Linked DNA regions of Homo sapiens: region 2 is linked to region 1. A link is a contact called in ENCODE Hi-C or POLR2A ChIA-PET data. All regions are on one chromosome and are shown on one strand. Each heading gives the region's core, a stretch centred on a gene start or an enhancer-like site at or near the end of the contact. The rest is flanking DNA. Distances are from core to core; before and after follow the strand shown. Region 1 holds the start of SLC7A5 (solute carrier family 7 member 5). Region 2 holds the start of TCF25 (TCF25 ribosome quality control complex subunit).

The links. A loop is a pair of places that touch in the nucleus more often than their neighbours do. ChIA-PET counts read pairs that join two places held with the same protein, here RNA polymerase II (POLR2A). Pooled maps may share reads with other maps.
Region 2: a loop to region 1 is called in a pooled map, with 4 times the contacts of the local background. The contact joins the promoter of TCF25 here to the promoter of SLC7A5 in region 1. A Hi-C loop is called at or near these places in 2 of 50 pooled maps. POLR2A ChIA-PET finds 5 or more read pairs at or near these places in 2 of 52 experiments (activated B cell and naive thymus-derived CD8-positive, alpha-beta T cell).

Annotation. Positions count from the first base shown.
Region 1 is chr16:87,865,841-87,872,178 of GRCh38, forward strand. SLC7A5 (solute carrier family 7 member 5) reads right to left here and starts at 3,667. Exons shown (of 10, transcript NM_003486.7): 1 at 3,045-3,667. The coding sequence starts at 3,582. RefSeq lists enhancers at 566-615, 4,221-4,980, 4,425-5,624, 4,981-5,742, a silencer at 3,631-3,980 and a cis regulatory region at 5,704-6,030.
Region 2 is chr16:89,871,331-89,877,668 of GRCh38, forward strand. TCF25 (TCF25 ribosome quality control complex subunit) reads left to right here and starts at 2,262. Exons shown (of 18, transcript NM_014972.3): 1 at 2,262-2,529. The coding sequence starts at 2,338. It overlaps LOC112268179 (a long non-coding RNA gene), which reads right to left and starts at 2,158. Exons shown (of 2, transcript XR_002957933.2): 1 at 1,638-2,158; 2 at 1-591. RefSeq lists enhancers at 1,020-1,976, 1,747-1,906 and silencers at 1,987-2,106, 2,577-3,046.

The sequences.
Region 1 (6,338 bases), core at 2,417-4,916:
GCCGGGTGCGATGGCTCATGCCTGTAATCCCAGCAAATTGGGAGGCTGAGGCACATGCCTGTAATCTAAGCTCCGGAGGTTGAGGCAGGAGAATCGTTTAAACCCAGGAAGCAGAGGTTGCAGTGAGCAACGAGCCTGGGCAACAGACACAGACTCTGTCTCAAAACAAAATCAAAAACAAAAAGCAAAAAACCACATACCCTTTTCCCATTTGCACAAAGCTGGGAAACCCCAAATGCCCTCCACAGGGTTCTATGGGGGGGCGGGGGTGCGGTGAGCACACTTGTTCCTGCCGACACAGGGAAGTCTTCTTAGCAGCTAAAGAGGGCAGCCTCTGCGTACTGCCTGGGAACATGGCAAAACCATTTTAGGCTTTAAAAAAAAGGTGGAGAACAAGTTGTACATTATGATCTTTTAAATAAATAGGCCAGCGATATATTTGTAACAGAAGCAGCTCCGGAAGCATACACTGTCAGCCGCAGAAACTCTGGGGGTCGGGGGTGGTAAAGGAGGAGAAATGTGTCACCCAGGCAGGAGCTCAGTGGCACCATGCTTGGTTCAAGCAGTTCTCCTGCCTCAGCCTCCGAGTAGCTGGGACTACAGGTGTGCGCCATGACGCCCAGCTGATTTTTGCTTTTTTTTTGAGATGGAGTTTCGCCTTGTTGCCCAGGCTGGAGTGCAGTGGTGCGATCTCAGCTCACTGCAACCTCCACCTCCTGGGTTCTAGTGATTCTCCTGCCTCAGCCTCCCGAGTAGCTGGGATTACAGGCATCTGCCACCACACCCAGCTAATTTTTTGTATTTTTAGTAGAGATGGGGTTTCACCATGTTGGCCAGGCTGGTCTCGAACTCCTGACTTCAGGTGATCCGCCTGCCTCGGCCTCCCAAGTGCTGGGATTACAGGTGTGAGCCACAGTGCCTGGCTGGTTTGAATTTTTAAATGATGATGAATTCATGTATGACTGATGTGATTTTTATTAGAAAGAGAAAACTAGGCAGCGCCCCATCCTACGTCTCCTTCCTGGTGGCCAATGAAGCATTTCCCACGACTCACTCCTGGCACCAGCAGGAAGTCAGAGACTCAGCACCCAGGGGCTGCTTTTTTTTTTTTGAGACAGGCTTGCTCTGTCACCCAGACTGGAGTGCAGTGGCGGGATCTCAACTCACTGCAACCTCCACATCCCGGAGCATGCCTCAGACTCATAAGCAGCTGGGATTACAGGCGTGAGCCACTCTGCCCGGCTAATTTTTGTATTTTTAGTAGAGATGGGGTTTCACCATGTTGGTCAGGCTGGTCTCGAACTCCTGACCTCGGTAGATCCGCCCGTCTCGGCCTCCCAAAGTGCTGGGATTATAGGCGTGGGCCATCACACCCAGCCAACCAGGGGTTCATTTTTTAAAGATAAGAGTGCAGGCTGCGTAAGCTACTATCCATGTCGTTACATACCGGGCCGACATGTACCTAGGCGGGAGGGAGACTGAACCAGTGAAATTCTAATGACAAAAAAAGAAATCAGAGTCATCCCCTACATTCACATCTCCAACGCCCAGCTGGAAGGCACAGGCTCTCCCCACTGCTGTCCTGCTACGATTTTTCCCGGCTTTGACCTGCATGGTGGTGCGGCTGCTCGACTCAGAGCCTCAGAGAAACCACACAGAGCCCTGCTGAGTCTTGCCCTCGGGGCATTCTCACATTTATGAAGAAATGCCTCCCCCTCCCCCTCCCCCCCAAAGTACGGTGTGGCAGAAAACAGCGCCAACAGGTCCTGCCAGTCAGAAGCCACTCCCCTGATTTCATGGCTCAAGACCCCAACTATAAATTAGCCCTTCCCACCTTGAATGTGTACACACACTATTGAGATGCAGGCCGATCCATGCCATGGGATGAATCTGAGAATTGCCAAGACCCACCTTCCCACGCCACCCAACCAAATCATGTGGCATCTGCTACAAGTGATTTTCCCCCTGAAATCCCACAAGAAAACTATTTTGAGGCCGGGCACGGTGGCTCACGCCTGTAATCCCAGCACTTTGGGAGGCCGAGGCGGGCGGATCACAAGGTCAGGAGATCGAGACCATCCTGGCTAACACGGTGAAACGCCGTCTCTACTAAAAATACAAAAAAAATTACCCGGGCGTAGTGGCGGGCACCTGTAGTCCCAGCTACTCGGGAGGCTGAGCCAGGAGAATGGCATGAACCTGGGAGGCGGGCTTGCGGTGAGCCGAGATCGTGCCACTGTACTCCAGCCTGGGCGACTGAGCGGGACTCAGTGTCAAAAAAAAAAAAAAAAAAGAAAGAAAAAGAAAAAGAAAACTATTTTGAAAAGCAGTTATCTCTGGCCTGGTGAAGAACACACCAGCACCATGCCCACCAAAACAGGAGCCCCATGGCTGTTTCCCAGAGAAACCTGGGACCCGCACGTCCATTCACTGCAACACAGACTGAATCTGCAGCCAAGCTCCGCTCTCTCACTACTGGGAACCCTCAGGGGGGATCCCTTAGCCTAAATCAGCACCAGTCACTACCCGCACACGATGTTATTACTACTGTTTTCTTATGAGTCAGCCCGTGTCACTGATTCCTGACGAGCTGGTGTGGAGAGCAGAAATGAATGATTTTTTTTTTAACTGCAATTTCCTTCTCACCAACCAGTCAGCAATCGGAGCTCTAACAGTAAACCGATTGCTCAGTTACTCCACGTGGGTGCCACGCAAGAGGCTGGGAGTATTGCTCAGCGGGGCCAACGGGAGGGTGGCACTTGCCTAAACCGCTTAAGTGGGGGAATGGAATGCCCACCGAAGGGCAGGGCAGGGACCCTGCTGTCCCGTCACTGAAGATATTCCCAGCCTGTGGGGAGAAGTGTAAAAGAATGAATGAAAGAAACGCACGTGGTTTCTGGGACCAATGACCTTAGCCTAGAACTGCCGGGATGGTCCAGGAACGTAAAGATGTAGAGATGTGGGAGCCAGGGGCGTAGTGATGCAAGGATGCAGGGACCCAGAGACTACGACCTCCCAACCCCCGGCCCGCGCCCCGTACTCACGCACGCAGAGGCAGGCCACGAGCTTGGCTGCCTCCTCGGGCACCGGGCAGGTGGGGAAGAGCGGCTTGAGCAGGTAGGTGGCGAAGACCAGGGCCACGATGTACTGCGATGAAGGCCGGATGATGAGCAGCTCGATCCAGAGCTTGAGGAAGGCGGGCAGCGAGCCGTAGACCTCCAGCATGTAGGCGTAGTCGCCGCCCGATTTGGAGATGGTGGTGCCGAGCTCCGCGTAGCAGAGCGCGCCCACGATGGAGAAGACGCCGCACGCGGCCCACACCACCAGCGCCAGCCCCGGCGAGCCTGCCTCCTTGAGCACGCCCGTGGGCGTCACGAAGATGCCCGAGCCGATAATGGTCCCCACGATGATGGCCACGCCGTTGAGCAGCGTGATGTTCCGCTGCAGGGTCACGCCCTCGCCCTCGCCTGCCGGCGCCGAGCCGTCCGCGCTCTTGGCGGCCAGCATCTTCTCCCGCGCCTCTTCCTTCTCCTCGGCCGCCGGCGCCGCTAGCGCGCGCCGCTTCGGGCCCGCACCCGCCATGCTCTGCGCACCGGCCGGGCCTGGGACACCCGGGAGCCGCGGCCCAGCGAGCAGTGTGCGCGCCGCCCGCCGCCCGCAGCTGCGTCAGGAACCCCGCCCGCGCCGCCTTTTAGGCCCCGGCCCGCCGGCCCCGCCCACCGTCCGCGGCTCCTCCCCGCCCCGTGGCCCGGCCCCGTCCCTCAGCCCCGCCCCCTCGGCCCAGCTCGGAGCACGTGCGTCGTCCGGCCCAGCCTGGCGGGCTATTCCCAGGCCCGCGTGGTCCTCGAAGGCCCCAGTCCTCCTGCGCCATGGAGACCCCGGCCTCGCGACCTCCCCCCTCCCGGCGCCCGCGTCATCCCAGCCCGTCCTCCCGGATGCGCCTGGGCGGGGCCTGGCAGTCAGGGCGCGCCCCTTCACCCACTGGCCCGCAGCCTCTCGTCAAGCCTGGGAGCGGGCAGTGCACCAGGGCTGGCCTGAGGCCAAGGATGGAGTTTGGGGTACCCCCCGAAGGGAACCTAGGCTCCTGTCCCGGATGGGCCGAGGGGATGGAACCGCCCCCACAACCAGCTCCTGGGGCACGGGGGAGGGATGAGAGGATGACCTGAGGGGAAGCTCCTGCAGCCTCCTTCCAGCCTGGGGGCTGCATCAGTGGGGCTGGTGAGCCGCGAACTGGGACGAGGGAAGAACCGAACCGAGGCCACCCAGTAATTCCCATTGTATCCCAAAAGAATCTTGCCAAAGACGGCGATCCGGTGCCCGTAGCTTTGAGAAGCAGTAATAACACAGGCTTTGGGAAGCCAGCAATCTGCCTGAGCTCAATTTAATCAACAGAACCGGGGGTTCGCTGGGAGCCATAAGACCCCCACCCCCAAATCTACCTGGGGAATTCAAAGGCAGGCTTCAGTGTGAAGGGGCTTTAAAGCTTGTTATTCCTAGGGAATGCGAGAGGCATCTTAGCTAAAAAGGGTTGAGAGGTAATTTCAGTTAGAGGCGAGAGCAGGATGCCAAGGCTCCTAGGCCTGGAAATGGGAAGGAATATAAATACTGCCCCGAGATTGACCAGACTGGTGAGCGGCCAAAGACCTGTTCAAAGGGTGTGTGTGGGTCAGGGAGGAAGCTCCTCAGTATCACCCCACCCCGGGGTTCCTTGGCGTGTGTGCAAACGAGTCCTTGGAAGCTCACAGCAGGCATGTGGGGAGGCCTTTGTTCTGGGTGAGCGTTCAGCCTCCCAGGGCAAACACGCAAACACCGGTTGCAGAGCTGGGTGTTCACAGCAAGACAGTCTGCTGGGCAGATGCCTCTGGAATCCACAGAATTCTGAACAATAGCCGTGGTGGAGGGGGGTCAGAATCCCTGTCGTGCTGGGACCTCTAGCTGCAGCCAGGAATGTCCAGGCCCCACCCCAGGGAGGGGGCGGCTGAGGAATGCCAGGGCTTGTCATTCTGGACCTTGCTCGCCCCCCGGTATGTCGGGCATTCCTCTGCGGTGATAAAACCGAGCGAAATCTCAGCAGCCCAGGCAGCCACAGGCGGGGGAGTGCGGAGGTCACACAGATACTAACTTGTAATCTGCCGTCCACATTGCTGGCTGTGGAAGGTGCAGAGACCCCTCCATCTGCCCTATTCTTCCCGCTGTGCCTGCAGAGGGAAGGAGACAGTACCACCATGGCTGGGCAAACTCACCGAGTGCTCACTGAGTCCTCCCCTAGACAGCTTCTTATGCAATAGGGTAGGTGCCAGTTAGAGCCATTTTGCAAATAAGGAAGCTGAGGCTTGGTAGGGTTACCTCGCTTGTCCGGCCAGCAAGTAGCCTGGGAGCTGTCCTTTTGACTCTGAACTTATATGGTACTTTTAATCATTCCACCATTCTTCTTTGAGTAACAAGAAAGGCAACCAACAGTCATACCCCAAAGCATAAAATTACAACCATGATAAGCCAAGGACATGACAGGGTGAGCCAGCGACAGCGACAGGGACCAGGCAGGTCCAGATAGACTTTTCTGAGGTGGTACCTGGAGCTGAGAGCCCAGGGTGAGTGAGAATTAATAAGGGAGGTGCAGGGGTCCCCACCGGCACAGAGGGGGCCCTGCACAGTTGGTGCAAGTCATGGTTGGTGCCCCCAGAGCCAGGCTCCTGGCAAGTGCTGGAGCCCTTAAGCAGGAAGGGTGACAACAGCCATGAGCGTGTTCAAGTCACACAGCTATTACGCCACCTCTGTCGGTTTTTACTGGGTTTTCATATGACAACATTCTAGATTTATCCAGCAAATCTACTCCTCTCAGACGTCCCTGATGCCGGCCCTGAAACGCCTTCGCCTGAAAGCTATGACTCTAGAATCTTAGCAAAGAGTGCCATCTGTTGGAAAGATTCGGCAGCGTTTTGATTTTTACAGAGGCAGGACAATGGTCTTTTCAGCTCCAGTCAGTAATTTATCACATGTTGTGTATTTTCAGAGGTTAAAAAAAAGAAAGAAAGAAAAGAAAAAAAAGTTGTGGCACTCTCGCTTGAGCTGGTTGGGAGAATACTTTCTTTTCTTTTTTTTTTTTTTGAAACGGAGTCTCACTCTGTCACCCAGGCTGGAGTGCAGTGGCACAGTCTCAACTCACTGCAACCTCCGCCTCCCGGGTTCAAGCAATTCTCCTGCCTCAGCCTCCGGAGTAGCTGGGATTACAGGCACCCGCCACCATGCTCGGCTAATTTTTTATTTTTTGTATTTTTAGTAGAATTGGGGTTAGCCAGGATGGTCCCAATCTCCTGATCTCGTGATCCGCCCGCCTC
Region 2 (6,338 bases), core at 1,012-3,511, 2.0 Mb after region 1:
ATGTGCGCTGAGGATTCACCCAGCATGGCATGTTCTCCCAAGGTTGAAGCTGGGCTTGAGGGGCCACCTGCCTTCCAGGACGAGGAAAGGCCTCCTGGCTTAGAGTCAGGTGCCCACCAGGCAAGGGCTCCAGGCCTGCTCTGTCCACGCAGCCCTGGCTGCCTCTACCAGCTTCGTGGTCCTGGCCACCATGGTCAGGGCTGCATGCGGACGGCACAGACTACTGCCCATCAGCTCCTCTGGCCACACCTGCTGGCCTGGGGGGTACTTTGGTCTCATTTCCCAGATCCGTATTCTCGTTCTCCAGGGAGAGGATCCACAGGGGCAGGAGGTGTGACTGCAGGCTCTAGACAGGCCCTGTGCCGAGTGCTGTCTGCTCACCTGCGCCCGGCTCAGCCTGTTAACGGGGCCCTGCCCTGCTCCTCCGTGACGTTCTGCCGTCATCTTACCTTACAGATGAGGGAACTGAGGCTCAACGAGGTCAAAGAATTTGGCCAAAGATACACAGCTCACCCAGAACTTTGACTCCAGGCTGTAATGCTAGCCGTGGGGCCTGGAGGTCAGAAGGGACAGGACTTGTAACTGATGGGCCTGCGGGAGAAAATACTCCTGTCAGCTGGGGTCCAGGAAATCCAAACACACAAAATTAGAGCCCCCAGTAAAAACAGCCAGCTTCTAGCATGCGTGTAAGCATTTCACGGACTCTCTGGCCTGTATTTTTATTCCTGTTTAAAAATAAGAAAACAGGCACAGAGAGGGTCAGGGAACTCCTCCGGTCACACAGCCAGCAATAAGCTAATGTGTAGTGCTTGGTAAGGACGACGGTTGTTCTGGTTCTACGGGGACTCACACTCCCTATCATGGGGAGACTGGGTTGTAATTCATACAGGAACACTTGGAAATGAAAGCCCACGTTAAAACCCTAAACCACGGCAGGTGCAGTGGCTCACACCTGTAATCCCAGCACTTTTGGAGGGTGAGGTGGGCAGATCACTTGAGGTCAGGAGTTCGAGACCAGCCTGGCCAACATGGTGAAACCCCATCTCTACTGAGTACAAAAATTAGCCGGGCATGGTGGCACATGCCTGTAGTCCCAGCTACTCGGGAGGCTGAGACAGGAGAAGTGCTTGAGCCTGGGAGATGGAGGTTGCAGTGAGCCGAGATTGCGCCACTGCACTCCAGCCTGGGCAACAGAGCAAGACCTCATCTCACAAAATAAAATAAAACCCTAACCCATCCTGGGAGGGGCCAGGCCGGCTCACCAGGGCTGCTGCTTGTGCTCATGAAGCCGCAGTAAGTCGGGCAGGAGGCTGCTGGCACCTGTCTTCTCTATGCCCTCCTGTCCCCATGTCCCCAACCCCAGGCACAGGAAGCTGTGCCCTCCGCCCACTGAACCCAGCACTGTCTCAGCCTCATCTACTTTATTTTTTTCATTTTTTTGAGACAGGGTCTGGCTCTGTCGCCCAGGCTGGAGTGCAGTGGCGCGATCTCGGCTCACTGCAGCCTCAGCCTCCCGAGTAGCTGGGATTACAGGCGTGCGCAGCCACGCCCAGCTAATTTTTGTATTTTTAGTAGAGGGAGTTTCACCGTGTTGCCCAACCTGGTCTCGAATTCCCGACCTCAGGTGATTCGCCCACCTTGGCCTCCCAAAGTGCTGGGATTACAAGCGTGAGCACCGCGCCCGGCCCTTAGATCGTGACAAACGCGGGCGGCCTGTCCTAGAACTGTCAGAACCACTGTCCCTAAAGAGGCCTCGGGCGGGCAGTAAGGGCCGCGTCACTCAATGCTGCTCGAGGGGCGGCGGCTCCAGGGCAGAGGCGGGCATCGACGGCTAGATCACTCGAATGACACCCTGACACGAAAAGGACCAACTAGCAACGTCCGGGACGCAGCTGAAATGCTGCAGGCACGGTGCGGGGACAGGCCCCGGCGGGCAGAACGCGGCTGCGGGTTCCGGGCCACATGGATGGGCAAGGCCGGGCAGGGCCGACTGTCGCCGGCTGCGCGCCCGTTACCCCGAATCGAAGCCCGTCATCCCCGCGGGGCACCTCTCCATGCCCGGTGCGCACGGCGCGCAGACACCCAGCTCTCCAGAGACCTGGCCCGGACCCCCCGGAGCCCGCCCAGACGCCGCCGCTGAAGCGGGAAAGTTCCGGAGAGCCGCGACGCGCAGGCGCCGCAGCCAGGTCCTGCCCCCACCCCTCGCGCCAAGAGTGCGCAGGCGCGCAGCCAGCTCCCCCGCCCCCGACCCCGCGCGAAGAGTGCGCAGGCGCGCCGACAGCCGAGTTTTCTGCGCTTCCTTCTCCCTCTCTCCAGACGTCGTGGTCGTTCGGTCCTATGTCGCGCCGGGCCCTCCGGAGGCTGAGGGGGGAACAGCGCGGCCAGGAGCCCCTCGGGCCCGGCGCCTTGCATTTCGATCTCCGTGATGACGATGACGCGGAAGAAGAAGGGCCCAAGCGGGAGCTTGGTGTCCGGCGTCCCGGGGGCGCAGGGAAGGAGGGCGTCCGAGTCAACAACCGCTTCGAGCTGGTGAGGAGCGCGGCGGCCCGGGTGGGGGTGGGGTGGCCCTTGACGTTGTGGGGCGGGGCGAGCGTCCAGCCGGGTCGGGGAGCGGGGTTGTGATGCCAGGGGTGGGAAGGGTGACGTGGGTCCCAGCCGCAGTGGGGAGGGCGGGGCCGTGCGTCGGGGCCAGGGCGACGCGGGTGGGCGGTGGCGTGGGGTGAAGACGGCGGGCCGCGGAGTTAGACTGGGTTCTAACCCCGGTGAGGTGGGCGGGGCTAAGGGATGGGGCGGGGCCGTGCTGTCGGGGCGGGGCGACCGAATGGGCGGGGTTAAGCGGGGTCCGGGTTGTGGAGGGTGCGGGGCCTTGATGCCAAGGGCGTGGCCAACGTCCGCGGGGCCGGGCCACGACGTGGGCGGGATTAAATGGGCCTGCGGCCACGTGGCTGTCGTGGGGCCGTGACGCTAAAGGGCGTGGCTAAAGACGGGGGGGTGGCGAGGCGATGGCGTGGGCGGGGTTAAATGAGGCCTGGGGCCACCGTGGGGGTGGGGCCACGGCGTAGGGGCAGGAGTCGGGTGGGGCTTCCCTTTCTCGAGTCTAGAGGGGCCTTCTCTCGGTTCCAGGGTTGAGGACTTGCCAGGCCTCTGCGAGCATTCTGCTTTAATCCTCACAACAACTCTGCCTAACCCAGGGCCTTGCTCTTCGCGCATCCCCATCAGCCTAACCCAGCGGATTAGTCTTACTCTTTGCTGCATCTCCGGCAGCTCGTTTCTGGCACAGGGAAGTAACAGTTTGACTGTATGGTTTGCTCATGCGGTCCTGTGACGTTTTCTCCTAAGCCCTGGCCTCCGTCTGTAACTCTGCCTCTGCGGGCTCTGCGATCCTCCCACCTCAGCCTCCTGAGTATCTAGGACTACAGGTGGATGTCACCACGCCCGGCTAATTTTTTTTTTTTTTCTTTTTTGTAGAGAAGAGTTTTCGCCTTGTTGCCCAGGCTGGTCTAGAACTTCTGCGCTCAAACAATCTGTCCACCTCAGCCTCACAAAGTGCTGGGACTACAGGCGTGAGTCACCATGCTTGGTTGACTGCCCTTCTCGCATCAAGTCCACCTTTAGTGGTCCCCAAGACCCCCGTCAAGGTTCAGTAATTTGCTAGATTCACAGCAGTTACTGAAAGCTTTTTGTTTTGAGATGGAATCTTGCTCTGTTGCCCAGGCTGGAGTGCATTGGCACAATCCTAGCTCACTGCAACCTTGAACTCCTGGGCTCAAATAGTCCTCTCACCTTGGCCTCTCAGAGTGTTGGCATTAGAGGCATGAGCCACTGTGCTTGGCCCCGTAAGTCTTTTTAAATTTTTGTCAATGTAATTTGTGAAAAATGATATCACATTATTTTATTTTACACTTCTTTGGTAGTGAAATGCAGCACCTAGCTATGTATTCGTTGACCATTTATATTTCTCTTTGTGACAACCTGTTTATATCTTTGCCTTTTTATAGGGGGTTTGGACAGTCTTTTTGCTCGTGGAAGCTTGCTATCGATTGTCTCTAACGTATTTTCTCGGTTTGTGTTTGTTCTTTAACTTCTTTAATTTCTGCGTGCTGAAAGATACTGGAGCCACTTTTCTCATTGTTACACATCCATCTCTCTAGAGTGTCTTCACATAGATATTCCCTGACGTGAGTTTTTTTTTTTTTTTTTTTTTTTTTTTGAGATGGAGTCTCGCTCTGTCGCCCAGGCTGGAGTGCAGTGGCATGATCTCGGCTCACTGCAAGCTCCGCCTCCTGGGTTCACGCCATTCTCCTGCCTCAGCCTCCCAAGTAGCTGGGAACACAGGCGCCCGCCACCACGCCTGGCTAATTTTTTGTATTTTTAGTAGAGATGGGGTTTCACCATGTTAGCCAGGATGGTCTCGATCTCCTGACCTCGTGATCCGCCTGCCTCGGCCTCCCAAAGTGCTGGGATTACAGGCGTGAGCCACTGCGCCTGGCTTTTTTTTTTTTTTTTTTTTTTTTTTTTGGTTACAGACAGGGTCTCACGGTGTTGCCCAGGCTGGTTGCTGGTCTTGAACTCCTGGGTTCAGGTTATCCTCCTGCCTCAGCCTCCTGAGCAGCTGGGACTACAGCATACCCTACCATGCTCAGCTTGTTCTTTTAATGCTTTTTTTTTCCCATTTAAATATTTAATCTTTTTGGTATTTATATTTGTGTTGGTGGGAATTTGGAAAAAGTGTGGTTCATGAGTTGACAGAGTAAGAGTCTGTAAGGTCAGAAACCACACAAACCCTTGTGGACTTTCTGGAGTGAGTTTGAGTGTCAGTAACACTAACAGCCTCCATGGATGAATGACTGCTTATCGTGCTGTGTTCTTAGGAATTTCAGAGAATTTTATCCAGTGGCACACATCAGTCTTAATTTAAGCATTCCATACTTTTTTGCTCTTAAAACTCATATTTGGAAATAATATAATCAAAATGTTTATTGGCATTCTGTTAAATAGCTCTTAATAAACAGAAGTATGGGAGACAGTAAACAGCCAGTTACGACTAAATGGTTATGAATGTGAATGCATTGGTGAGAGACATGGTGTTTCTCTTTTTAAAAAATTTTATTTATTTAGAGACAAGATCTCTTTATGTTGCCTAGGTTGGTCTTAAACTCCTGGGCTCAAGAGATCCTTCCGCCTTGGCCTCCCAAAGTGCTGGAATTGCAGCTCCCAGTACTTTGGGAGGTGGGCAGATCACCTGAGGTCAGGAGTTCGAGAGCAGCCTGGCCAACATGGTGAAACCCCATCTCTACTAAGAATACAAAAATTGGGCCAGGCGTGGTGGCACATGCCTGTATTCCCAGCACTTTGGGAGGCCGACGTGGGCGGATCATGAGGTCAGGAGATCCAGACCATCCTGGCTAACACGGTGAAACCCCGCCTCTACTAAAGAAGTACAAAAAAATTAGCCGGGTGTGGCGGCGGGAGCCTATAGTCCCAGCTACTCAGGAGGCTGAGGCAGGAGAATGGCGTGAACCCAGGAGGCGGAGCTTGCAGTGAGCTGAGATCGTGCCACTGCACTCCAGCCTGGGCAACAGAGCGAGACTCCATCTAAAAAAAAAAAAAAAAAAAAAAAAATTGGCCAGGCATGGTGGTGGGTGCCTGTAATCCCAGCTACTTGGGAGGCTGAGGCAGGAGAATTGCTTGAACCCAGGAGGTGGAGGTTGCAATGAACTGAGATTGTGCCACCAGGCTCCAGCCCGGGCAATACAGCGAGACTCTGTCTCAAAAAAATAAATAAATAAATAAATAAATAAATCGTAATAATAATTATGGATTTGTCTATTTCTACTTTCAACCCTGTCAGTTTTTGCTGTGTGTGGGTGTGTGTGTGTTTTGGTTTTTTGGAGACAGAGTCTCGCTCTATTGCCCAGGCTGGAGTTCAATGTCACAATTATAACTCACTGTAATCTTGAACTCCTGGGCTCAAACCATCCTCCCACCTCAGCCTCCCAAGTAGGTGGAACTATAAGTGGGTGTCACCACACCTGGCTAATTTTTTCAATTTTTTTTGAAAGCCAGTGTGCTGGGATTATAGATGTGAGCTACCATGCCTGGCCTAGAATCTTTTCTGAACTGATTGGTAATGAAAATAGCAACCTATCAAAATTTGTGGGATGCAACTGAAACGATGATTAGAACTTTATCATCGTAAATTTTAAATTAGAAAAGTGTTTAAAAATCTAGAAATTTACCTGAAACTTCTACCTTAAACTAGAAAAAGAGCAAATTAAACTCAAAATGTGTCGAAGGAAGAAACTAATCAAAGAGGGGAATGCACAGAATAGAGTATG